2 separate regions of the Homo sapiens genome follow, and region 1 is linked to region 2. Evidence: chromatin loops called from intact Hi-C (ENCODE). Cell type or tissue: gastrocnemius medialis. All regions are shown on one strand. Links, peaks and the distances in the headings refer to the core of each region. The heading gives the core; the rest is flanking DNA. Region 1 overlaps JAKMIP3 (Janus kinase and microtubule interacting protein 3). Region 2 has its middle 15 kb from the start of PPP2R2D.

Evidence for each region. Hi-C counts contacts between places; a loop is a spot of excess contacts. Peaks named below come from ENCODE experiments on the same cell type or tissue, not always from the same donor. Only the 100,000 strongest peaks of a DNase experiment are listed, where the experiment ranks them.
Region 1: it touches region 2 in a loop (7-fold over the local background); 2 of 110 quality-filtered maps call a loop at or near these places.

What each region holds. Positions count from the first base shown.
Region 1 is chr10:132,159,497-132,171,328 of GRCh38, forward strand. It overlaps JAKMIP3 (Janus kinase and microtubule interacting protein 3), which reads left to right. Exons shown (of 24, transcript NM_001323087.2): 20 at 3,713-3,916; 21 at 5,174-5,239; 22 at 7,487-7,559; 23 at 8,457-9,537. The coding sequence ends at 7,537. Among named protein-coding and RNA genes, the nearest start is that of JAKMIP3-AS1, 21 kb to the right of the region's middle. RefSeq lists an enhancer at 4,007-4,706. In gastrocnemius medialis, for the core only: a CTCF peak has its summit at 4,217 (motif pointing left); a DNase peak (open chromatin) is centred at 2,885.
Region 2 is chr10:131,880,324-131,892,155 of GRCh38, forward strand. It overlaps the pseudogene LOC100134362. Among named protein-coding and RNA genes, the nearest start is that of PPP2R2D, 15 kb to the right of the region's middle. In gastrocnemius medialis, for the core only: a CTCF peak has its summit at 5,202 (motif pointing right); a DNase peak (open chromatin) is centred at 5,208.

The DNA.
Region 1 (11,832 bases), core at 1,181-9,180, 280 kb after region 2:
CCTGTGTGATGCTGGGGGTGTGTCTTCCTGTGTGATGCTGGGAGGGTCTCTCCCTGTGTGATGCTGGGGGGGCGTGTCTCCCTGTGTGATGCTGGGGGCATGTCTTCCTATGTGATGCTGGGGGTCCTCTTCCTTTGTGATGCTGGGGGGCCTCTCCCTGTGTGATGCTGGGGGGTCCTCTCCCTATGTGATGCTCAGGGGGCCTCTCCCTGTGTGATGCTGGGGGCATGTCTTCCTGTGTGATACTGGGGGGGCCTCTTCCTGTGTGATACTGGGGGGTCTCTTCCTGTGTGATGCTGGGGGGCCTCTCGCTGTGTGATGCTGGGGGGCCTCTCCCTGTGTGATGCTGGGGGGCCTCTCCCTGTGTGATGCTGGGGGGGTCTCTTCCTGTGTGATGCTGGGGGGTCTCTTCCTGTGTGATGCTGGGGGGGGGTCTCCCTGTGTGATGCTGGGGGGGCCTCTTCCTGTGTGATGCTGGTGGGGGTCTACTTCTATGTCTTACTGGGGGGGGCCTCTCCCTGTGTGATGCTGGGGAGCCTCTTCCTGTGTGATGCAGGCGGTGGCCTCTTCCTGTGTGATGCTGGGGGGGTCTCTTCCTGTGTGATGCAGGCGGTGGCCTCTTCCTGTGTGATGCTGGGGGGGGTCTCTTCCTGTGTGATGCTAGGGGGTCTCTTCCTGTGTGATGCTGGGTGGGCCTCTCCCTGTGTGATGCTGGGTGGGCCTCTCCCTGTGTGATGCTGGGGGGGGCCTCTCACTGTGTGATGCTGGGGGGGCCTCTTCCTGTGTGATGCTGGGGGGGGTCTATTCCTGTGTCTTATTGAGGGGGCCTCTCCCTGTGTGATGCTGGGGAGCCTCTTCCTGTGTGATGCTGGGGGGGGTCTATTCCTGTGTCTTATTGAGGGGGCCTCTCCCTGTGTGATGCTGGGGAGCCTCTTCCTGTGTGATGCTGGGGGGGTCTCTTCCTGTGTGATGCTGGGGGACCTCTCCCTGTGTGATGCTGGGGGGGCCTCTCCCTGTGTGATGCTGGGGGGGCCTCTCCCTGTGTGATGCTGGGGGGGTCTCTTCCTGTGTGATGCTGGGGGGTCTCTTCCTGTGTGATGCTGGGGGGGGGGTCTCCCTGTGTGATGCTGGGGGGGGCCTCTTCCTGTGTGATGCTGGTGGGGGTCTACTTCTATGTCTTACTGGGGGGGGCCTCTCCCTGTGTGATGCTGGGGGGGCCTCTCCCTGTGTGATGCTGGGGGGGTCTCTTCCTGTGTGATGCTGGGGGGTCTCTTCCTGTGTGATGCTGGGGGGGGGGTCTCCCTGTGTGATGCTGGGGGGGGCCTCTTCCTGTGTGATGCTGGTGGGGGTCTACTTCTATGTCTTACTGGGGGGGGCCTCTCCCTGTGTGATGCAGGCGGTGGCCTCTTCCTGTGTGATGCTAGGGGGTCTCTTCCTGTGTGATGCTGGGTGGGCCTCTCCCTGTGTGATGCTGGGTGGGCCTCTCCCTGTGTGATGCTGGGGGGGGCCTCTCACTGTGTGATGCTGGGGGGGCCTCTTCCTGTGTGATGCTGGGGGCGTGTCTTTCTGTGTGATGCTGGGGGGGCCTCTTCCTGTGTGATGCTGGGGGGGGTCTATTCCTGTGTCTTATTGAGGGGGCCTCTCCCTGTGTGATGCTGGGGAGCCTCTTCCTGTGTGATGCTGGGGGGTCTCTTCCTGTGTGATGCTGGGGGACCTCTCCCTGTGTGATGCTGGGGGGGCCTCTCCCTGTGTGATGCTGGGGGGGCCTCTCCCTGTGTGATGCTGGGGTGGTCTCTCCCTGTGTGATGCTGGGGTGGTCTCTCCCTGTGTGATGTTGGGGGGGCGGTCTCCCTGTGTGATGCTGGGGGGGCCTCTTCCTGTGTGATGCTGGGGGGGGTCTATTCCTGTGTCTTACTGGGGGGGGCCTCTCCCTGTGTGATGCTGGGGAGCCTCTTCCTGTGTGATGCAGGCGGTGGCCTCTTCCTGTGTGATGCTGGGGGGGTCTCTTCCTGTGTGATGCTGGGGGGCCTCTCCCTGTGTGATGCTGGGGGGGGTCTCTCCCTGTGTGATGCTGGGGGGTATCTCTCCCTGTGTGATGCTGGGGGGTGTCTCTCCCTGTGTGATGCTGGGGGGTGTCTCTCCCTGTGTGATGCTGGGGGGTATCTCTCCCTGTGTGATGCTGGGGGGTATCTCTCCCTGTGTGATGCTGGGGGGTATCTCTCCCTGTGTGATGCTGGGGGGTATCTCTCCCTGTGTGATGCTGGGGGGTGTCTCTCCCTGTGTGATGCTGGGGGGTGTCTCTCCCTGTGTGATGCTGGGGGGGGCCTCTTCTTGGGTGAAGCTAGGGGGTCTTTTCTTGGGTGATGCTGGGGGGGCCTCTTCCTGTGTGATATTGGGGGGGCCACTTCCTGTTTGATGTGTGGGCCTCTCTCTCCACTTCCAACAGGAAGGCCCCCTTGTTTGGGATGCTCCGAGTTTTCTGAGTTCACTGTTGATTTCCTTCCCTTTCCCTGCACACTCGCCCGGTTCTCTCCTATGTCGTTCATGGTGTGGCTCTCGGTCGCTCGGGTGCCCTCAGGTGACCCACAGGCCTGTGAGCACCGAGGTTTTTTTCTGCACTTCCTGCTCTGCTTCTGGGAGACACTGGGGCAAGGAGGGGAATGACTGGTTCCTCCTGGGGCAGTGGTGGCTCTTTATGGCAGGGGCTAGTGCCGACTTTGCCTCTCTGGACATGGGTGTGGGAGACCGTGGTCTGTGTGGCTGCCGAAGGCAGGGAGGCTCATCCAGGCAGCCCACAGTTCGTGTCACCACGGAGGTCCTGATGAGCACCTCCCACCACCAGGTGCACGTGAAGCCACCATGAGGTTAATTCCAAGCCAGCACTTGACCAGGTTTATTTTTAGAAGCTGGAGCTCATCTTAAAGGCACCAAGCTCTTTTGCTCTAAGAAGTGGAGGTTGACATGTGAGCTGGTTGTGACTGTAAGAAGTGGAGGTTGATGTGCGAGCTGGTTGTGACAGCTGGGGACAGTTTATTTTGTGGCCGCCAAGAACAATAAAGTGTAACTGAGGCCCAAAAGCATTTGTTTCCATTTCCTAATATTTCTGCTATCTCTGAAGATGTTACATTTGGTTGGGAAGAAAGAGCCTCTGTAGTGTGAGAATTTGTTTTTTACAAAGATTGTATCAATAAAATTTGCCTAAGAAAAGCTTTGAAATATACAGAGCAAACTGCCAAACCCCAGGAATTCATGAAAAGGTGTGTATTTTGGCTGCTGGGTTATTATGTATTTTGGCTGCTGGTTATAGCACCAGGATCGGGTTCCATGGGTCTGTGAATTGGATTTGGGGAGGCAGCGTGTGACCCCACACTCAGCTCCCTCCCACCTTGCTGTATCCCCACAGGCCACCTGCAGCCCCTCCACCTCCCACTCAGCTTCCCCACTTCATAGCTCAGTCCTCCCCCACTCTGGGGTCAGGGTCCTGGCTCTTGCTGGCCTGGTCAGCGTCTCTGCTTCTAGGGTCTTCTCACAGACTGGGGAGGTCCGTGGGGCCCCTGGTCCTTCTGCAGAGGCCACAGCACTGGGTCCCTCCCTGTTGCATATCCTCTTGGCCCTGCTCCCAGGCGGAGGGTGGCCCGGCCTCCGTTGCCCTTCCTGAAAGGTTTGTTCTGGGGAGAAGGCAAGGACTAAGGCGTCTCCCCTTCCGCCCCAGCACATCCTGGAGCTGGAAGCCATGCTGTATGATGCCCTGCAGCAGGAGGCCGGGGCTAAGGTGGCTGAGCTGCTGTCAGAGGAGGAGCGCGAGAAGCTCAAGGTGGCCGTGGAGCAGTGGAAGCGCCAGGTCATGAGTGAGCTGCGCGAGCGGGACGCCCAGATCCTGCGGGAGCGCATGGAGCTGCTGCAGCTGGCTCAGCAGGTGTGTGGCAGGCGGGGGCAGGGCTGGCGTGAAGACCTGGCCAGGACCTGCACAGAGCCAGGGGGGGTCCTCCCACGGCCACACCTCCAACCACTACCCCTCTGTGGCCCCACCCTCCAGTGGCCACACCCCTCATAACACACACTCTGATGGCTACACCCTGATGGCCATGCCCCCAAACCGTCACGCCTTCCACACAGAGCCTTGGATGGCCACACCTTCTGATGATCATGCCCCAGAATGGCCACGCCCCCTGCTGGCCACACCCTCTGATGGCCACACCCCTGGTGGCCATGCCTGTCAATGGCAGGCACTCAGGCCAGACTGCCTCCCCTACCAGCCTAGTGTCCTGGGCGTGTTGCGGAGGCCTCTGGGTGGCAGTTCCCCTCTTTTGGACCCCTGGGTACTGTCTTTTCCGTGACACTGTTTCCTGATGGCAAGGATGTTCTCTGGGGACAGCAGCCCAAGGCCTGCCTTTGCCTCAGGGCACTGTGGGACCTCAGGCCTGTTGGGTCAGTTCTGCTCTAATGGGAGGTGAGAAGCCCTGCTGACTAGATGGCCTGGATGTGTAGGACACGGCCCAGCTTCTCCGTGAGCCAGGTTGGCTGGGAGGCGGCTTTATGGATGTATTCCTTGTTAAGAACACCACTAGCGAAGGCTTAGTTGAAATTCACATAAACAAGTGTGCTGTGTGCCAGCTGGCTGTGGGCATCGGTGGGTTAATGTTGGCCATGCTCTGCTGGCTCCTCATTAGCCTCCTGGGCCTCTTTGGTCTCCAGGGGCTCAGGGTGAGGACAGTGACCTGCAACCCCTTTGCTGCCTCAGAGGGGCTGTGGTTGGAGCTCGGATGCTTGGGGGACCCCAGGCGCCAGCATCCCCCTCACCGGGAGGCTCTCTCTGTGCCCAGCTCTCCTGCGACCCTCTGGCGGCCCCTTACTCCGCTGCGGTGGCATCTGGGGGACCGGGAATCCATTCCTACCATTTCCCTGGCTGTCAGGCGTTGTGCTTTCTGAGTTGAAGTTGCAGGAATTGGAAGGATATTGTTCCCACCACGGGGAGTGTGGCATGGCGAAGACCCTCCACTCTCCTGCCAGAGCAGTGCAGCAAAGGCTTGTGTCCTCGTCAGGAGCCACGGGCCATGGCCATGCCAGCTGCTCTGCGACGATCTGTTACCAAGGAAATGAATGAAAATCTTGAAGGATTTGGGTTTCCCGAGTACTGTGACTATTGAAGATGTTCTTCCTTTTAATCTTGCAGAGAATTAAAGAGTTAGAAGAAAGAATAGAAGCTCAGAAGAGACAAATAAAGGAACTGGAGGAAAAGGTAAAACAAATGCAGTTTTGGGGGTTGCTTGTTAAGATCAAGGGAGAGGAACCCGGTGTCACCCCGACCTGAGTCACTCAGCTCCAGGCCGTTGGGGCAGCAGACTTCGCTCCCAACAGCAGCGGGAAGCGGCCGCCTGGAGGCCTGAAGGCTGGGCGGAGCTGAGCTGGGCGGAGCTGAGCTGGGTGGTAGCTGCAAGGGCTCTGGACCCGGAGACAGGAGCCCCAGGGTCTAGGAATGCCCCTGCCAGGGCCCAGCCATGCGACCGCAGAGGAGCCACTCCTCTTGTGGCCTCAGTTTCCCCATCTGGAGCCAACGGCCTCGGGTTCCTCCCATCACTGAAGCCTGGGCTGTGTGGAAGCCTTTGATCCGTGCAGGTTCACCTTGCACTGGTCTAAGAATCCAGTTCCCGGATCAGAAGCACCCGTTGACGTGCAGTTAGGCAGAGGCCACACACCAGGGCTGGGGAGGGCTGTCTGGCTCTTTCTCGGGGTCCCAGCTCCGTGAGGTGTGGGGTCAGGGCTGCTCTGTCCATGCACATAACAGACTTGGTGCTCCCCAAGTCAGGATGAGGGGAGCACAGCAGAGTCTCTCCCGGGGTTGCCTGCAGGCGTTCAGGGCAGCGCTTGTTCTCCCACGTGGGGCTGGTTCAGTCATGTCTGGGGGTGACAGTGTTCACTCCATTGTGATTGGTCCTGGGGGCCCGGCTCCCGACCCCCAGCTCAGAGTGAGACTTTTTGCTAAATCTGCTATGCGGTGGAGCTCACTGAAGGGACGGGCTCCCTCCGAGGGCTGAATGAAATGGTCAGTGGCCCCACCTTCTGCCTCATCCTTCCGGAGAGAACAGGAGGCTGGCATTGGGATGCCCCTGTGGTTGGCATGTGCTGGTCCCGGCCTGAGGAGGAGCCCACAGATGCTCTGCAATTGCCAGGAGAGACCGGGTCCCTCTGGACAGCAGTCGCCTTAGACGGGCCGTGTGTCATCCCACATCCACCCTAGCCCTGCCCCGCCCCTCGTAGGCGGTGACACCCATGCCCTTCCACTGGGCACTCACTGCCGCCTGTGAGAATCATCATCCTGAGGAACGAGTTACTCAAGGCACAGCCTTTGAGGCCCCGGTGGACTCCAGGCCACGTGGGGAAGCACCCACTAGCACGCAGGGGCACCCGGCCTTGCCGGGAGGGGACACAGTGTTCTGGGGGCTGGAGCCTCAGAGGGCAAAGCCTCTCCCCAAACCAAATGTCTGTTTCATTTTGCATCTTAACCTAAGGATATTTGTTTGTATTAAATACTAGAAAAATGTGAGGGCTAGGCGTGGTGGCTCATGCCTGTAATTCCAGTACTTTAGGAGGCCTAGATGGGAGGATCGCTTGAGCCCAGGATTTCAAGACCAGCCTGGGCAACATAGTGAGACCCTGTCTCTAGAAAAAAATTTTAAAACATAGCTGGACATGGTGGCACGTGCCTATAATCTCCGTTACTCAGGGGGCCGAGGTGGGAGGATCACCTGAGCCTGGGAGGTTGAGGCTGCAGTGAGCCATGATTACGTCACTGCACTCCAGACTGGGTGACCGACTGAGATCCTGTCTCCAAAGAAAAAAATAGATCAGGTGTTATTTCTTAAATCTAGCTAAATAGCTCTTCATTCCCAAGCGATGCCCCACTGCCCGATTTTCTCTCGTGTCCAGATGGGCCTGGCTCCCGACCCCCAGCCCAGAGTGAGACTGTGTGCGCTTTGTCTGCTCAGGGTGCTGGTTGTACTTTGCTGCTTACGGTGGGACTGAGACCACAATATTCTCACAGGCCTGCTTTTGTTTGCTGGGCACTTGGAATGTCTTTCAATACAACGTTCACCATTATTATTACCCCATTGGTGCTCTTGCCAAAAATTCCTGCAGCAGGTCTCAGCGATGGGTTTCACTTCAGGGAGGAGGAGACCCAGTCCCCGGGAGGCTGGCCTTGTGGTGCTGGGGACACGCTGGGTGTGGGGCCCCTGACCAGCGCCCACCACCCGCATCTGCCCGGTGCAGAGTCCCCAGTGCGTTCCTAGGGGTGGCGGCACCACCCCTCAGACCCGGGGATTTGGGCAGCATCCCTCCCTCGGCACAGTCCTTAATAGCGTCCTCTCCTCCCTGCCAACAGCTCTGTCTTCAGTCTGTAATCGCGTGTATTTCTTGCCAGAAGCACTACAAACTCTTTTTTCTCTTTCTTTCCTTCCGTTTCTCCATCCTCCCCTTTCCGTTTCAGTTTCTATTTTTGTTCTTATTTTTCTCCTTAGCTTTCATTCTCTGGTCATAGTCCGTCTTGGCACCCTGACGTGGTGAGTATTTCGTTGGCAGGGCCCAGCAGGGGTCCCGCTCTGCTTCCCGGAAGACTCCTCTGCCCCTGCCCTGCCAGGGAGTTGCCCACCTGCCATTCGATCAACTGGAAGGCGATGACCCAGCATCCCCAAAAGGGTTGTTAGAAAGCCACCCGCGTCCTTCAACACTGGAAGTCCCTCCCTGGGGGTCAGGACCCGGAGTCTTCCACTGTAGAGGCCGCAAGGTGCTCACCTTTCCTGAACGGGAAGGAGAGCAGGGTTCCCACCACCACCCCAGTGTAGCAGAAACATGCAGGACCCTCTCTAGGGGGTCTTTCTGCTTTGGTGGCACTCGGCAGCAGGCCCTGGGGGCAGACACGGTGGTTCTGTGATTCGTCCTTGTTCTTTTCTGGGTGGTGCTGAGCACAAGCTCGGGCGGTGCTGGAGATTCAGCCAGGAGGGCTTGGTCTCCCTGCCAGGCCGGGCAGCTTAGGCCAGGATAGCTGGAGTCTACAGGTCATGGCTGCTGCTACCATGGCACCCGCCAGCATAGATGGCTGCCTCCTTCCAAACTGGAGGAGGGGCAAGTAGGACGTCACATCATTGTTCGCCTCGGTCCTCGAGTCTGCACCCTTCAGCAGGTCCCGAGAGGAGCTTCCCCTGGGAGCAGGGCTCTCCCTCTCCATGAAGCCCCTCATCCCTCACCCCTTACCCCTCACTCCAGCCAAGTGGAGTCTCCCTGACATCCTCTCCACGCAGCCCTTCGGTCCTCACCCCTCACCCCTCGGCCCTCACCCCTCGGCCCTCGCCCCTCGCCCCTCACCCCTCGGCCCTCGCCCCTCGCCCCTCGGCCCTCGCCCCTCACTCCAGCCAAGCGGAGCCTCGCTGACTCTGCACTCTACGTTTCATTTCTTCCAGCCCCACATTGAATCGGACCCTTTTCCTCCAGTGGGACCAGAAAGCAGGGACAAAATGGGACGTCGCGTCTCCATCCTGAAGACCCAGGGAGATTTGGTCTCTGCACGCCCGTCCCGTGGAGGAAGAGTGAGAAGGGGCAGTGTGTGGGGCGTGGAGCTGCCGTCCACGTGGGATGTGCCAGAACTAGAACTGGCTCTGCCGACTTCTCGGGGGCTTCTCCGGGACGGGCCTGGCCTTGGCTGCTGGACCCTGGGTCCCTTCTCCCGGACGGCAGCCCCCATCCCATTTCCAGGGATGTGTAGCATTCCCTGCCAAGCAGGGGTGAGAACTGCTTCTGTGCAGAAGCACCAGCCGCGGGTCCCCTCCTCTCTCTTGGTTCTCACAGTAGCTGCCACTGGTGTCTGGAGGAAGATTTTCAGAAACAACAGAGGCTTGGCCTGATGACAAGATGAAAGCTGGACGGTGACCTTCATTCAGGGGAACCTGGAGGCTCCCTGGGATGGTCCTGGGAGGGCTCCCCGACGCCTCAGGGGCCCCTCCGATGCTGCAATATGTTGCTGGGGTCCTGAGCACCCGCTGGCCAACAGACCCCACATCCACCCTCGTTCATCATCATCTCTGTGGGGACAGACAAGAGCCGTGGCCGCCGCGGGCCGCGTGGTGCCATCAACCCTCTGCCTCCCTACTCAACCTGAGACAGGAAGGCCAAGATCCCGCCCAAGCCGCCAGCTGGGAGCACCGCGGGACTGAGCCAAGGAAGGCGTGGGGAGCGTGGTGACAGGAGGTGGGACGAGGGGGCGGAGCTGGCTGGAACACGGATGCCAGAGGCTGCCTCCATAGTGAATCTCCAGAAGTCACAGAGGCCCTGGGCACCCAGAGCCACCCAGCCTGGAAGCCCCTGCACGGGCCAGCCCTGCAGGCCATGGACCCCGGCGGGCACCGAAGCCTCACCCCAAGCCTTTGCACACAAGGAGCAGCCCAGGTGGGGATGGCGGGCGCAAGAAGGGAACCGCGGGGACGGCCTTTCCCCTCCCGCCCTGTGTGGGGACGCTGCACGAGCCGTGGACCAAGAGGCTGACAGGTAAGGGCTGCCATCTGTCCGCGGGGAGGGCCTTTGCACCCTCCCTGCGAGGTGAGCTCCAGCTTCTTCACACCTCTGTGTCCCCGTCTGCACATGCGTGACGCTGCCACCCCGTCCACTGCTGACCCGTCAAGATCACCTCTCCCGCCACTGACGGGACAGGGCCTGGGGGCTGGTGTGGAGCGTGGCGTGAGCTGTCGCTGGGGCAGGGTCTGCAGACATGGTGCTCCACGGGGACCTGGCGTCTGGCAGAGCTGGTCCTCCTCCCACTTGCAGGAGGAGGCTTGCGGGAAAAGGGAGAAACCCCGTAGGTGCAATGAGGCCGCTCTCCGAGTGCGCCTCCCTCCGCTGCTCCCGTGCACTTGAACGTGGACGCCGCCCCACACTCGGCCCCGGCACCTGAGGTGTCCGCTCTGGGGAGGCGACTCTGGGTGCTCCCAGCAGGGAGGGAGGGAGGTCAGGACTCTGGGCATGCTCCACCGTGGAGCTTTCCTCGCCAGCGGGGTTCCCTATGGGAGGGTTTGTGGATCCGTTGTGTCTGTGGGACTCAGCGGGGCCCTGGGGCAGGGTGAGCCGGTTCTTGGGGAGGCAGTGGCAGCCCCATGGGGGGCCGCCCAGGGAGCGCTCCATCTCCCCCACCTCCGACCCACACCGTGTCTGAGAGCCACCTGTGTCTCCTGCAGTGGGCAGCGGCTGTGGGCCACGGGCACTGTTGTTCCCGGGAGATGCTCCCTGCGTAGAAAATGGGAGGGGGAGGAGGAGGTGCGACCACCACCCTGGACTCAGGAGAGGGCGGCAGCTCCATCTTCACCCTTGACTCAGGAGGGGTCCGCAGCGAGGAGGAGGTGCGAAGGGGGCGGCGGCTCCGTCTTGCAGGTCCCCTGGGGCGCGTTCTTCAGGTGCGTGGTGGACGAGGCGGCGTCCTCGCGGGGTCGGGACCTGGGTACCCAGCAGCATCTGGCTCCTGCATCCACCAAGGGCGCCCAGGCACAGCCTCAGGCCAGAAGGTTCGCTGCAGAGGTTCATTCTAGAAGGAGCGGGAGACCAGCAGTCCCAGCCCTGTCCAAGGACGCCCGCTGCTTGGCACACGAGGGCGCCGCAGGCCCACCATCCCTCAGGACATGGCTGCCGAGTCCCCAGAGACTTCTGGTCCCACAGCAAGAGCTGGAGCTCCAAGCATAACATCTCTAACTGTGCGGCAAGGACAGCGCAGCCAGAGGTCGGGAGCTCCACAGCCTCCAGGGTCCCCCGAGGGCGGCTGGGGACAGGGAACGCCCCACAGCACAACAACACACACGGCGTGGACATACGCACCTCCCCGCCATACGAACCTCCCCGCGGAGGCTTCCCGGCTGCCTCACTCCCACCCCCTGCGGGCCAGGCCTCACAGCAGGGGCAGGTGGACCATCCAGGCCATGCTAAGCCCCGAGCAGGTTCCCACAACAGGTCACAGAGGGGACGCCGGGTCAGGAGATGGGGGCCTGGGGAGCAAGGCCCCCCACAGCTGCCCTCGGTGACATCTGGGACTTGGACATCCATGGACGGCATCCCTGGATGGAGCCATTTCCTGGGTACTGGACCTGGAGGTGACTCGGAGCTTCTCCTGCTCCCAGCGTGTGTCCATGGGGGCGGTCAGGGTAGACAGGCCACACCGTCATCAGGGAGGGGCAGCCGGCCGCCAACGTGCAGACTGTGTCTCAGGCCTGTCGGCATGGCGGGGACAGAGGTGGGTGGGCGCCGCTCCGCTCGGGGGCTGACAAGCCACAGGCTCATTGTGGACAAGGCGTCTGTACAGCTCCGCACAGAAGACTTCTCAGCCAGTCCCGTCAGCCTCCCGGGATCAGGGAGTGAGCCTCGAATGCTAGATCAGAAAGGAAAACGTGTGAGTCAATTGGCCCCAAGCGTCACGTTGCACCAGGCAGAGCTGTCAGCCCCAGATGCTCGTGGAGGGCTGTCACCCAACCCTGCAGCTAACCCAGGGGTGGGGAAACCTGTGAGCAGAAACCTGTCCCCGCTGGAGCACCAGAAGCAATGCCTTCTTGAGCATGTTCAGTCAAGTGAGGAGAGGAGAGCGATGCCTTTGCAGGCTCCCTTGGGGGAGGTTACGGAGCGGGGACTTTGGGCCGAGGCCGCCAGCTCACAGGGCTCCTCTGAAGCGAGGCGGCTGTCATCCTCTCGGGATCCTCTCCCACCGCGTCTGCTCCGAGTGTGCAGTCTCCAGCGTGAGTTTGAAGGGTGTCAGGAAAGAGCTACTACCTAAACTTGCAGCCAGCAAGGGGCTTTTGTGCCCTAGTC
Region 2 (11,832 bases), core at 1,702-9,701:
CACTCCAGGCCCGCGAGGTCCTCCCCACCGCTAACACCATCGCTGTCCTCTCAGGATCCTGGGGGCTCCGGCACTCTCCGGCCCCACTGGCTGAGCTGATTCCATCCCTGCCTGGGCTCAGGGCATTTCTCACTCTGACCCATCTCTCTGCTTCCCTCTGACCCCCCACCCTCAACGTTGCCTGGAGCCGGGAAACAGCTCCAGGCAACACTGGGCTTTATGTCTCAACAGCCTCATGACCCAAATCCTCCCCTACCAGGTCCCGTCAGAAATCCTGGGAAGAGGTCAGATCAGGCTGACGTGGGTTCTGCCCAAGAGTGGCCCAGCTAGTTTGCAGGGGGCTTCTATCACTCGGGGGGGTACTAGTAACAGGGAGAGGCTGCGCAGGAGAAGAGAAGGCCATCATCTCCCTCCCCTCTGAGGCAGCAGAGAGTGAGGACCAGGAGGCCTCTGGCCAATCAGCTTTCCCTGGAAGCGCAGCCCCACCCCATACTCGCTCCCTGAGGCTGCCCACATCCCCTGGGAGGCCACACTGGGTCCAGGCTCCTCTTCTCCCTCCTTGAGCCCTGCTCTGGTGGAGCAGAGGCCGGCCCTGCCCTGGGCAACTTTGCAGCCACCTTCTAAAGCACTGGGGAGCTTCCTGGTTACAGGGTGGGGGGAAACATCCTGAGACTGAATGACCAGGGACACTTGCCCCATATCAAACATCACCTCCTCCACACCATGCTTTGAGCCCTGGGCTTAGGACTGGAGACCACCATGGTAGGAAGGGGTCTCCACCCTCACACAGCTCCACATCCACCAGAGAACAGAGAAATCAATGCCCCCCCCGACACTGGACATCGTGGTGTAGCAGGACGAGCCGTAGACAAAACCCCTCAGACACCGGGTTAAAGAAGGAAGTGGCTTTATTCAGCCAGGAGCATCGGCAGACTTGCGTCTCAAGAACTGAGCTCCAAAGAAAGAGTTCCTGGCCCTTTTAAGGGCTTATAACTCTAAGGGGTCCACGTGACAGGGTCATGATAGATTGAGCAAGCATGGGGTACGTGACTAGGTGGGGGTAAGCAAGGCGAGCATTTCTCCATGCCATTGTCTGTGATCTATAGATAGCACAAGTGATTTAGGGTGAGGGTTGATCTTTAACCTTCAGGCCTGGCCAGTGGCGCTGATCAGTCTGTTATTTTTCAGTTCTAACTTCCTCCTTTTCTTTGGAGACAGGAGACAGTAAGAGAAATGGCCTCTCCCCTCAATGGGAAGAATCGTTGCTGTAAGATACAGCAGACTTCCTCCACATCCAGCCCAGTCCAAGGCTGGCAGAAGAGAGGCCTGTCCCTGTGGAGTGGGTGCAAGGCTACTCCCCGAGGTGGCTGCACACCAAGTACCACGCATGCCAAGTACCAGGCACACCAAGTACCACGCTTACCAAGTACCATGCTCACCAAGTGCCATGCACACCAAGTACCACACTCACCAAGTACCATGCTCACCAAGTACCACACTCACCAAATACCATGCACACCAAGTACCATGTTCACCAAGTGCCATGCACACCAAGTACCATACTCACCAAGTACCAGGCACACCAAGTATCACACTCACCAAGTACCATGCACACAAAGTATCACTCTCACCAAATACCATGCACACCAAGTATCATATTCACCAAGTACTATGCACACCAAGTACCAGGCTCACCAAGTACCACACTCACCAAGTACCATGCATGCCAAGTACCAGGCTCACCAAGTACTATGCACACCAAGTACCATGCTCACCAAATACCACACTCACCAAGCACCATGCACACCAAGTACCACACGGGCTACATCTGTCTGGTCTGATGACAGGAAAAACGAGGGCTCCCTGCAGACCACTTCTTGGAGCATTCCCTGAGGCTGGAGGGCAGTGAGTTGGCCATGCCCGGCATGGTGAGTGGCCCAAAACCTGTAGCCACGCCACATGGACCCTGCTAGAAATGGCCAAGATGGCCTGAAAAGTCAGTGGGGGGCTGGAGGGCCCAGCCAGGATCCTGCTCCCCATTCCCCCGCCAGCCCCTGGCAGCCCCAAACACTGTGCAGAGTCGCAGGGGTGCCCACCCATATCTCCCTGACCGCCTCCTTCCAGGGCACACTCATCCCAGGGGGCAGGCACCTGTGGGGTTGGCACATTGGCACCAGCCCACGCCTTTGAGTGTTGTGGTGTATGTGAGTGTGTGTGTGTGCACACGTGCAGTGTGTGGTGGGGAGTGTGATGTGTGCCGTGTGTGTGTAGTGTGTGTGTGTGTATAGTTTTCAGTATGTGTGGTGTGTGTATGTGGGAGGGCTGTGATGTGTGGGGTGTGTATGTGCTATGTGATGTGTGGTGTGCATCTGTGTGTGTGGTGCATGTGTAGTGTGTATGGTGGGTTTTGTGTGTGTGGTTTTATGGTGTATGTGTGTTTGTGTTTTCTGTGTGGTTTTGTGGTGTGCATGGCGTGTGAAATGTGGGTGTGTGTGGCATATGTAATGTGTGTGTGGTGTGTGTGGAGTGTGGTGCATGTGATGTGTGCTTGTGTGGTGTGTGTGTGATGTATGGTGGGAATGTGGTATGTGTGTGTTTGTGTTTTGTGTGTGGTTTTGTGTGTGTGTGTGCCGTGTGTGTAGTATGTGGTATGTGTGTGGTGTGTGGTGCATGTGGTGTGTGCTTTGGTGTGTGTGTGGTGTATGCGGTGATGTGTGTGTGGTGAGTGTATGTGGTTGTGTTTTTGTGTGTGAGGTTTTGTGGTGTATGTGTGGTTGTGTTTTGCGTGTGGTCTTTGTGGTGTGTGGTGTGTGATGTGTGTGGTCGTGTGGTGTATGTGGCGTGTGTGTGTGTGTTTGTGGTGTGTGTGTGGTTTTGTGGTGTGTGTGGCGTGTGTGTGTGTGTGTTGTGTGTGTGGTTTTGTGGTGTGTGTTGTGTGGTGTGTGTGTGGTTTTGTGGTGTGTGTGGCGTGTGTGTGTTGTGTGGTGTGTGTGTGTGGTTTTGTGGTGTGTGTGGCGTGTGTGTGTGTTGTGTGGGGGTGTGTGTGTTGTGTGGGGTGTGTGTGTGTGGTTTTGTGGTGTGTGTGGCGTGTGTGTGTGTTGTGTGGGGTGTGTGTGTGGTTTTGTGGTGTGTGTGGCATGTGTGTGTGTTGTGTGGGGTGTGTGTGTGGTTTTGTGGTGTGTGTGGCATGTGTGTGTGTTGTGTGGGGTGTGTGTGTGGTTTTGTGGTGTGTGTGGCGTGTTGTGTGTTGTGTGGGGTGTCTATGTTGTTTTGTGGTGTGTGTAGTGTGACCATGCTCACCCGGCTGTGATGTACCTGCTGGGTTCCCTGTCCCTTCCCTGGTTCACCCATGTCTCTCCTACTGAACGCCCAGCTTCTTCAGAGCCTTCTCCAAGGGGTGAGGAAGTGTGTGGCAAACACTGGGCTCCTGGACCAGGGGCACCCACCCCAGGAGCATTCACCTCAGAAGCGTTGACCCAAGGAGAACTCATCCCAGGAATGCTCACCCCAGAGGCACCTACGCTAGGAGATCTCACCCCAGAAAAACTCACCCCAGGGCACTCACCTTAGGAAACAGTGGTACTGGCAGAAAAGAGGTCAGGCAGTGCCACTGGCTTCCTACGGAGAAGCTCAAAGGGACAGAAGAATTCCTGGTGAGGCCTGCCAGGAAAGGCACTGGCCACTTGCTCTGGGGTCACAGACACCTGCCTTGGGAGGGAGTCACAGACACCTGCTGGGGGGGCACAGACACCTGCTGGGGAGGGACAGACACCTGCTGGGGGGGCACAGACACCTGCTGGAGAGGGACAGACACCTGCCTTGGGAGGGAGGCACAGACACCTGCTGGGGGGGCACAGACACCTGCTGGGGAGGGACAGACACCTGCTGGGGAGGGACAGACACCTGCTGGGGGGGCACAGACACCTGCTGGGGAGGGACAGACACCTGCTGGGGGGACACAGACACCTGCTGGGGAGGGACGGACACCTGCTGGGGGGGGGACACAGACACCTGCTGGAGAGGGACAGACACCTGCTGGGGAGGGACAGACACCTGCTGGGGAGGGACGGACACCTGCTGGGGGGGACACAGACACCTGCTGGGGAGGGACAGACACCTGCTGGAGAGGGACAGACACCTGCTGGGGAGGGACGGACACCTGCTGGGGAGGGACGGACACCTGCTGGGGGGACACGGACACCTGCTGGGGAGGGACAGACACCTGCTGGGGAGGGACGGACACCTGCTGGAGAGGGACGGACACCTCCTGGGGAGGGACGGACACCTGCTGGAGAGGGACGGACACCTGCTGGGGAGGGACGGACACCTGCTGGGGAGGGACGGACACCTGCTGGGGGGACACGGACACCTGCTGGAGAGGGACAGACACCTGCTGGGGAGGGACAGACACCTGCTGGGGAGGGACGGACACCTGCTGGGGGGACACAGATACCTGCTGGGGAGGGACAGACACCTGCTGGAGAGGGACAGACACCTGCTGGGGAGGGACAGACACCTGCTAGGGAGGGACGGACACCTGCTGGGGGGGACACAGACACCTGCTGGAGAGGGACAGACACCTGCTGGGGAGGGACAGACACCTGCTGGGGAGGGACGGACACCTGCTGGGGGGACACAGACACCTGCTGGGGAGGGACAGACACCTGCTGGAGAGGGACAGACACCTGCTGGGGAGGGACGGACACCTGCTGGGGGAACACAGACACCTGCTGGGGAGGGACAGACACCTGCTGGGGAGGGACAGACACCTGCTGGGGAGGGATGGACACCTGCTGGGGAGGGACGGACACCTGCTGGGGAGGGACGGACACCTGCTGGGGGGACACAGACACCTGCTGGGGAGGGACAGACACCTGCTGAGGAGGGACAGACACCTGCTGGGGAGGGACGGACACCTGCTGGGGGGGACACAGACACCTGCTGCGGCCCACGCCAGAGCCAGGGTTTCTGGACTTGGTGTTTCCACGCAGGCGCCTGCGCCACACATCCAGGCAGCCTCCGCGCCCTGCCCCAAGTCCCTGGGTGTCCACATGGTCAGCACGGGCAGGAGCGCGGGCCTCGGCCCGGGTGCGCTTTCCATTCCCGAGGTCGTTTGTAGGAACTGGGGTGATGCCGCCTCCCGCTGGGGCTAAACCTGCCAGACTGGAAGGAAAGTCTGCGCTGAGGGGCTGCTCACACTCGGCCAGCAGGAGGCAGCAGAGGGCAGCCGCGCCCTGGCTGGGAGGCGCCCAGGGCCGGAGGGTTGCGCTCTGCAGGGTGTGTATCTGCAGGCCTGGGCTCAGCTGGCAGGATTGCGGGTCTGCAGTGTTTCTCAGGTTGTTTGTACTTCGACAGTAAGAGCTGGGCCCAGAAAATGATTTCCCAGCTCTGCAAAGATTCACAGTAAGAGCATTTCACAGGTAGGAAGCACGTCACCAGTGTTCAGAGAGCTTTCATTTATTTTCTTTTGGCCTCATAACTCTTTATGGCAGGTAGGTCAGCAGAGCAAGAACTGTGACTTATCAAGGATGAGCAAACAAACCCGGAGAGGCTGGAAATGCACGCGGGGTCCTCGAATTAAAGCTGGGCTGGGAATACCATGACTTAGATTCCCAGTGCCCAGCCCCAGCCTGGCCAGGAGGGTGGTGGCCCTGCCCCAGCTCCACCCAGCTATCTGTCCACCCTGCTTCTGGTGGGCCGCCTGGGGCCAATGCATCTCCAGTTATACTCCCATCCACCGTGATCCCAAGGAGCCAGGGTCTTGGTCTTACACCCCCAGGCTCATGGACACTCACTGAGGCTTATTTTTAGAGCTCAGAGGACTTGAAGTGCTCCCTGAACCAGCATGCGTGGGTCAAGTTGGAAAGGGCACATTCTAGAATTTCTTGTTTTCAGTTGGTTTTATAACGCCTTTTGTTTGAATGTATTGACAGAAGACTCAGTACCGGACCCCTGAGAATGAGTCACCCCTCTTAATGGTGTACTGCCCTGTCAGTGGCACGTCTCAGGAGGTGACCCACTCGGCAGACAGCAAAGTGCTGAGTGCCATGATGGTTTCCCAGGGAGAAGGCGGATCCGAGCCGGTGGCGGGAGAAGGGAAGAGACAAAGGCCCACGCTGCGTCTTCTGGGAGTGGAGGAGCCTTTCTTTCTGGAGCAAGCAGAAAGTCATCTTATCAGTCAACTTGGCACTTCCTCCCATGAGAACGTGAGAAGATTCACATGGTTAAGGGGACTTTGATGTACAGAGATCTTGTTTCACTGCACAGGATTTTTAAGTTACTCAGATAAATGGGGGAAGACTTGACACTTATTGTGCATAATTTGAATTCAAATAGGCTCCCAGTGAAGGGAAATTACCAGACACTTCGAACAGAGTCTATGCCTTCCGTTCTGTGCCTTCTGCTGATATTTAGGCTCAGAACTGCCTTAGAGCTGCCTGATTTGTATAATCTAGAGAACAAAACCATGTTTTGGAATATCATAAAGCTGATATTTTTATTTTTGAAATGAAGTTATCCCCACCTGTGAATTATTTCTAAAACAAAAAAAAAAACAAAAACAAAACCTCTTAGGCTGGGCGTCATGGCTCACGCCTGTAATCCCAGTACTTTGGAAGGCCGAGGTGGGCAGATCTCTTGAGGGCAGGAGTTTAAGCCCAGCCTGGGCAACATGGTGAGACCCATCTCTACTAACAAGACAAAAATTAGCCGGGTGTGGTGGCACACACCTGTAATCCCAGCTATTCGGGAGGCTGAGACACATGAATCGCTTGAGCCTGGGTGGCAGAGGTTGCAGTGAGCCAAGATCATGCCACTGCTCTCCAGCCTGGGCAACAGGGCCAGACTCTGTCTCAAAAATAAATAAATAAATAAAATGGATCATAGACCTGACTGCTTCTTGGCCTTTCAGCTATAATAAGTGTAAAATAGATCATAGACCTGTATGTGAAATGCAAAACAATAAAACTCCCCCAAGATTACATAGAAGAATATTTTAGTGACTTTTGATTTGGAGACGAGTTTTTAGATACAACACCAAAGGCATAAGCCATAAAAGAAAAATATGATAAGTTGGACTTCATTAAAATTAAATATTTCTGCTCCATGAAAGACATTGTTAAGAGAATGAAAAGATAAGCCACATACTGGAAAAGAACTGGCAAAACACATACCTTATAAAAGATTGTATCCAAAATATACAAAGAACTCTTAAAATGTAACCGTAAGAACACAAACAACCCAATTTTGAAATGGGCAACAGATCTGAACCTCACAAATGAAGATATACACATGGCAAATAAACATATGAAAAGATACTCAGCATCATACATAATTAAGTAATTGAAAATCAAAACAACAGGCCGGGTGCTGTGGCTCACACCTGTAATCCCAGCACTTTGGGAAGCCAAGGCGGGTGGATCACTTGAGGCCAGGAGTTCGAGATCAGCCTGGCCAACATGGTGTAACTCCATCTCCACTAAAAATACAAAAATTAGCTGTGCGTGGTGGCCTCCCACCTGTAATCCCAGCTACTTGGGAGGCTGAGGCAGGAGAATCACTTGAACCCCGGAGGTGGAGGTTGCAGTGGGCCAAGATCATGCCACTGCACTCCAACCTGGGAAACAGAGCAATACTCTGTCTCAAAAAAATAAAATAAAATAAAACAACAATGAGATACCACTGCATGCCTATTAGAATGGCTAAACTTTAAATTTGACAATATCAAATGTTAGTAAGGATGAAGAGCAACAGGAACTCTCATTAATTGCTGGTGGGGATGTAAAATAGTGCAGCCAATTTGAAAGACAGTTTGTCAGTTTCTTACAATGCTAAACACACTCTTACCATAGGATCCAGCACCCACACCCCTAGGAATTATTCCAGATGAGTTGGAAACATGTCCATGCAAAAACCTGAAATGAATGTTTATAGCAACTTCACTTACAATTGCCAAAAGTCGAAATTACGAAGGTGTCCTCCAAAAGGTGAATGGATCAAAAAACCGTGGTGCGTCATACAGTGGGATACTATTCAACAATAGAAACAATGAGTCATCAAGCTGTGAAAAGACCTGGAGGAGTCTTCAACGTCTATTACTAATTAAAAGAAGCCAATCTGGAATGGCCACAGGCTATATGAAGCCAACTACATGACATTCCAGGCAAAACTATAAAGACAATACAAAGAGCAATGGTTGCCAGGGGTTGTTGGGGGCAGGGAGGGACGAATGGGTGGAGCACAGGCTATTTTTAGGACAGTAAAATGATTTTTTTTTTTTGAGACAGGGTTTCATTCTGTCATCCAGGCTGGAGCACAGTAATGCAGTCATGGCTCACTGCAGCTTTGACCTCCCAGGCTCAAGCAATCCTCCCACCTCAGCCTCCTGGGTAGCTAAGAGGCTCAAGCAATCCTCCCACCTCAGCCTCCTGGGTAGCTAAGAGGCTCAAGCAATCCTCCCGCCTCAGCCTCCTGGGTAGCTAAGACTACAGGTGCATACCACCATGCCTAGCTAAGTTTTCCTTTCTTATGCTGCCCAGGCTGGTCTCAAACTCCTGGGATCAAGCAATCCTCCTGCCTCAGCCTCCCAAAGTGCTGGGATTACAGGTGTGAACCACCATGCTCAGCCATGAAACGGTTTTATATGATACTATAATGGTGAATACATGACATGATGCATTTGTGAAAACTCATGAAACTATACAACACAAAGAGTGGCCGCTTATGTGCACTATGAACTTTAGTTAATAACAAGATATCAATAATAGCAGTTCATCAATTGTAGTTAATGTCAATAATTACTAGTTACACTAGTACAAAACATGACTAATAGCAGAATTTGTATCTGTGTGTGGAGGAAGGGGGTATATGGAAACTCTCTGTACCATCTGCTCAATTTCTGTAAACCTAAAGCTTCTCTAGAAAATAAAGTCCATTAATTTTAAAAAGCAATTAGGAGCCGGACATGGTGGCGTACACCTGTAGTCCGAGCTATTTGGGAGGCTGAGGGAGGATGATAACTTGAGGCCAGGAGTTCAAAGCTGCAGTAAGCTATGATCATCCCACTGCACTTCAGCCAGGGTGACAGAGCAAGACTCCTTCTCTAAAACAAAATAAAAATAATTATTTGAAAAATTAAAAAACAATTAGGGTATCATCTTGGTTTAAAAAATGTCAACAACCTTTACCCTAGATTTACACTAGTATATTCACAATTCTGAGATCCACGTGCGGGTTCCCTTGCCTGGAGTAACTAAAATCCCAGACATGCTCTAAGATCCTGTCAACTCCGTCTTGGGAAAAGCACCATCTGCTCAGAAGCCATCACTGCCTTCTCCTTTGTTTGAGGCCACATGAGTAAATCTCTGACGGTGGGATGATTGTACCTCAAGGCTCACATACGCATGGAGGTGGGTGAAACGCAGGTCTTTCCCATTCTTTCTGCAGCCGTCCATGGGGTCATTGTGCCCCTGCATCACTCCCGCGCTCACTGCCGGGCCCAGGACACTGGGGGAGGCCTTAGGGAGCAGGTGCTGAAGTGGCCTCCCCACTGAACAAAGCTAGTGTGCTGGTGAGACACACACCCAGGGGGTTTGTCTTTCTCAGTCTGCAAACATCAGGCAACAAGCATGGCACCATTCTACAACTGGGTTCAGGGTTCATATTAGGCCCGAGCTCTGTCAAATCTGTATAAACACACTGGTTTGGGGTCCCCGTCCCTCTTTCTCTCTGTTGGTCTCTCACAGGGGAGGGCTCTGGCTCTCCGTTAGCAGGCGTCCACACTGGCGTCTCTCAGACCCACATCTACCCTCCCAGCCCTCTGCCAACACCCTTCTTCACCCTCAGGTGGGGGCCCCTCATGGTGACCACAAGACCTCTTCAGGGCCTACACACTCACACACATACACAGAGACACACAGAGACAGACACACGTAGCGACAGAGACACAGACAGAGATACAGAGACAGACACACACACAGACACAGACACACAGAGACAGATACACACAGAGACAGACACACACAGAGATAGACACAGACAGAGATATACACAGAGACACACAAACAGAGACAGACACACACAGACACACACACACAGACACAGACACACAGAGATAGATACACACTGAGACAGACACACACAGAGATATACACACAGACACACACACAGACAGAGACAGAGACACACAGAGACACACACAGAGACAGAGACACAGAGACATACACACAGACACACACACAGACAGACACACAGAGACACACACACAGAGACACAGACACACAGAGACACACACACAGACACAGACACACAGACAGACACACACAGAGACACACGCACAGGGATATACACAGAGATGGACACACAGAGACACACAGAGACAGAGACGCAGAGACAGACACACAGAGATACACACACAGAGATATACAGAGACACACACACACAGACACAGAGACATACAGACACACACACAAACAGAGACACACACAGTAGACACACAGAGACACACTCACAGAGATAGACACACACGGAGACAGATACACTCACAGAGGCGCACGCCCCAACAGGGACACATATGGACACAGACACACACAGGCAGGCTGAGTTCAGTCCTCACCCACATAGGGGAGCAGGAGCTTCTCCACGCCCTTCGGGGACACTCTGGGGCAACCTGGTGCCCTGCAGCTGCGTCCCCTTCCTGAGGAGGGCCCGGGGCCTCTGCTGAGGCCACTGCTCCAAGGCTCCTAAAGTGGCTGCTTGGCCCCCAGCCCCCACATTCTCCAACTTCCCTGGGGACGCATATTCATTCTCTGTGGCTGCTCTACCTAGTGACCAAAATTTAGTGGCTTAAAACAGCACAAATGTCCTCGTAAGATTCTGCAGGTCAGAAATCTCAAAGCAGCCTCACAGGGCTGAAATCAGGGCTGGTGCCCTCTGGAGGATCCAGGGGAGTCGCCAGCCCTTGCCTCTCCCACCGTGAGGCCGCCTGCCTCCTCGCGGTGGCCAGCCCGCCAGCCTCTGCTTGAGTCACCTCTCCTCCCTCTCCAGCCCTCCTGCCCACTCTGTGACTCCCCCTGGCCACCGCGTCTCCCAGGATCCTCTCCGTCTCAGGATCCTTCACTCAATCACATCAGCACAGTCCCTGTGCTCCAGAGGCTGCTGTCACAGGTCCTAGGGATTGGGACGTGGACGTCCTTGGGGGGCCGTTCTCCAGCCGACCACAGGTGCCAGTGTACCCAGCCCGGCGGGGGGGGGGCCGCTTGTGGCAGACTGGCTCCTCCTCCGAGGCCCCCCTCTAGCTGTCCTCTCAGACATCTGCTCAGACATCCAACCCAGAGACTCAGGGACAGAGAGCTGGCACACAGGGCAAGGAGCCTTCCACATTTTTCTGTCTTACACCTGTACTTCGGCTCGTTATCTTAAACTGAACAGTGAAGGCTTTGAGAGTGTGTCCCCTGGTTCCGTGCGAAGGGCCACGCCCAGAAGAAAAGGAGCTGCTCCACCCAATGGGAGGAGTCCGGGGAAAGAAAAGGGGACAGGGTTCGGTTCCCCACAATTCTACTCCCCTCCAGCTATCTGGGAAAGGACCTCAGGAATGCATGCCTCTGCCTCTGCCATTGCAAGGTGAGGTCCAAGGGCCATGCCGCCAGGCACTCTGGGCTTAACCTTCTGCATAGAAGACAAGAACACCAAACTCCAGGAAGGTGGGATTCCTTCCTGGTGGCTGGGCTTGGAGGGAAGCTGGGAACCAGAGAGAGGGCCTCGGTAGAAACTGCCGGGAGGCTGCTCCAAGGGCAACTGGGAGAAATCCGAGGGGAGCAGAGCCTACAGCAGCCA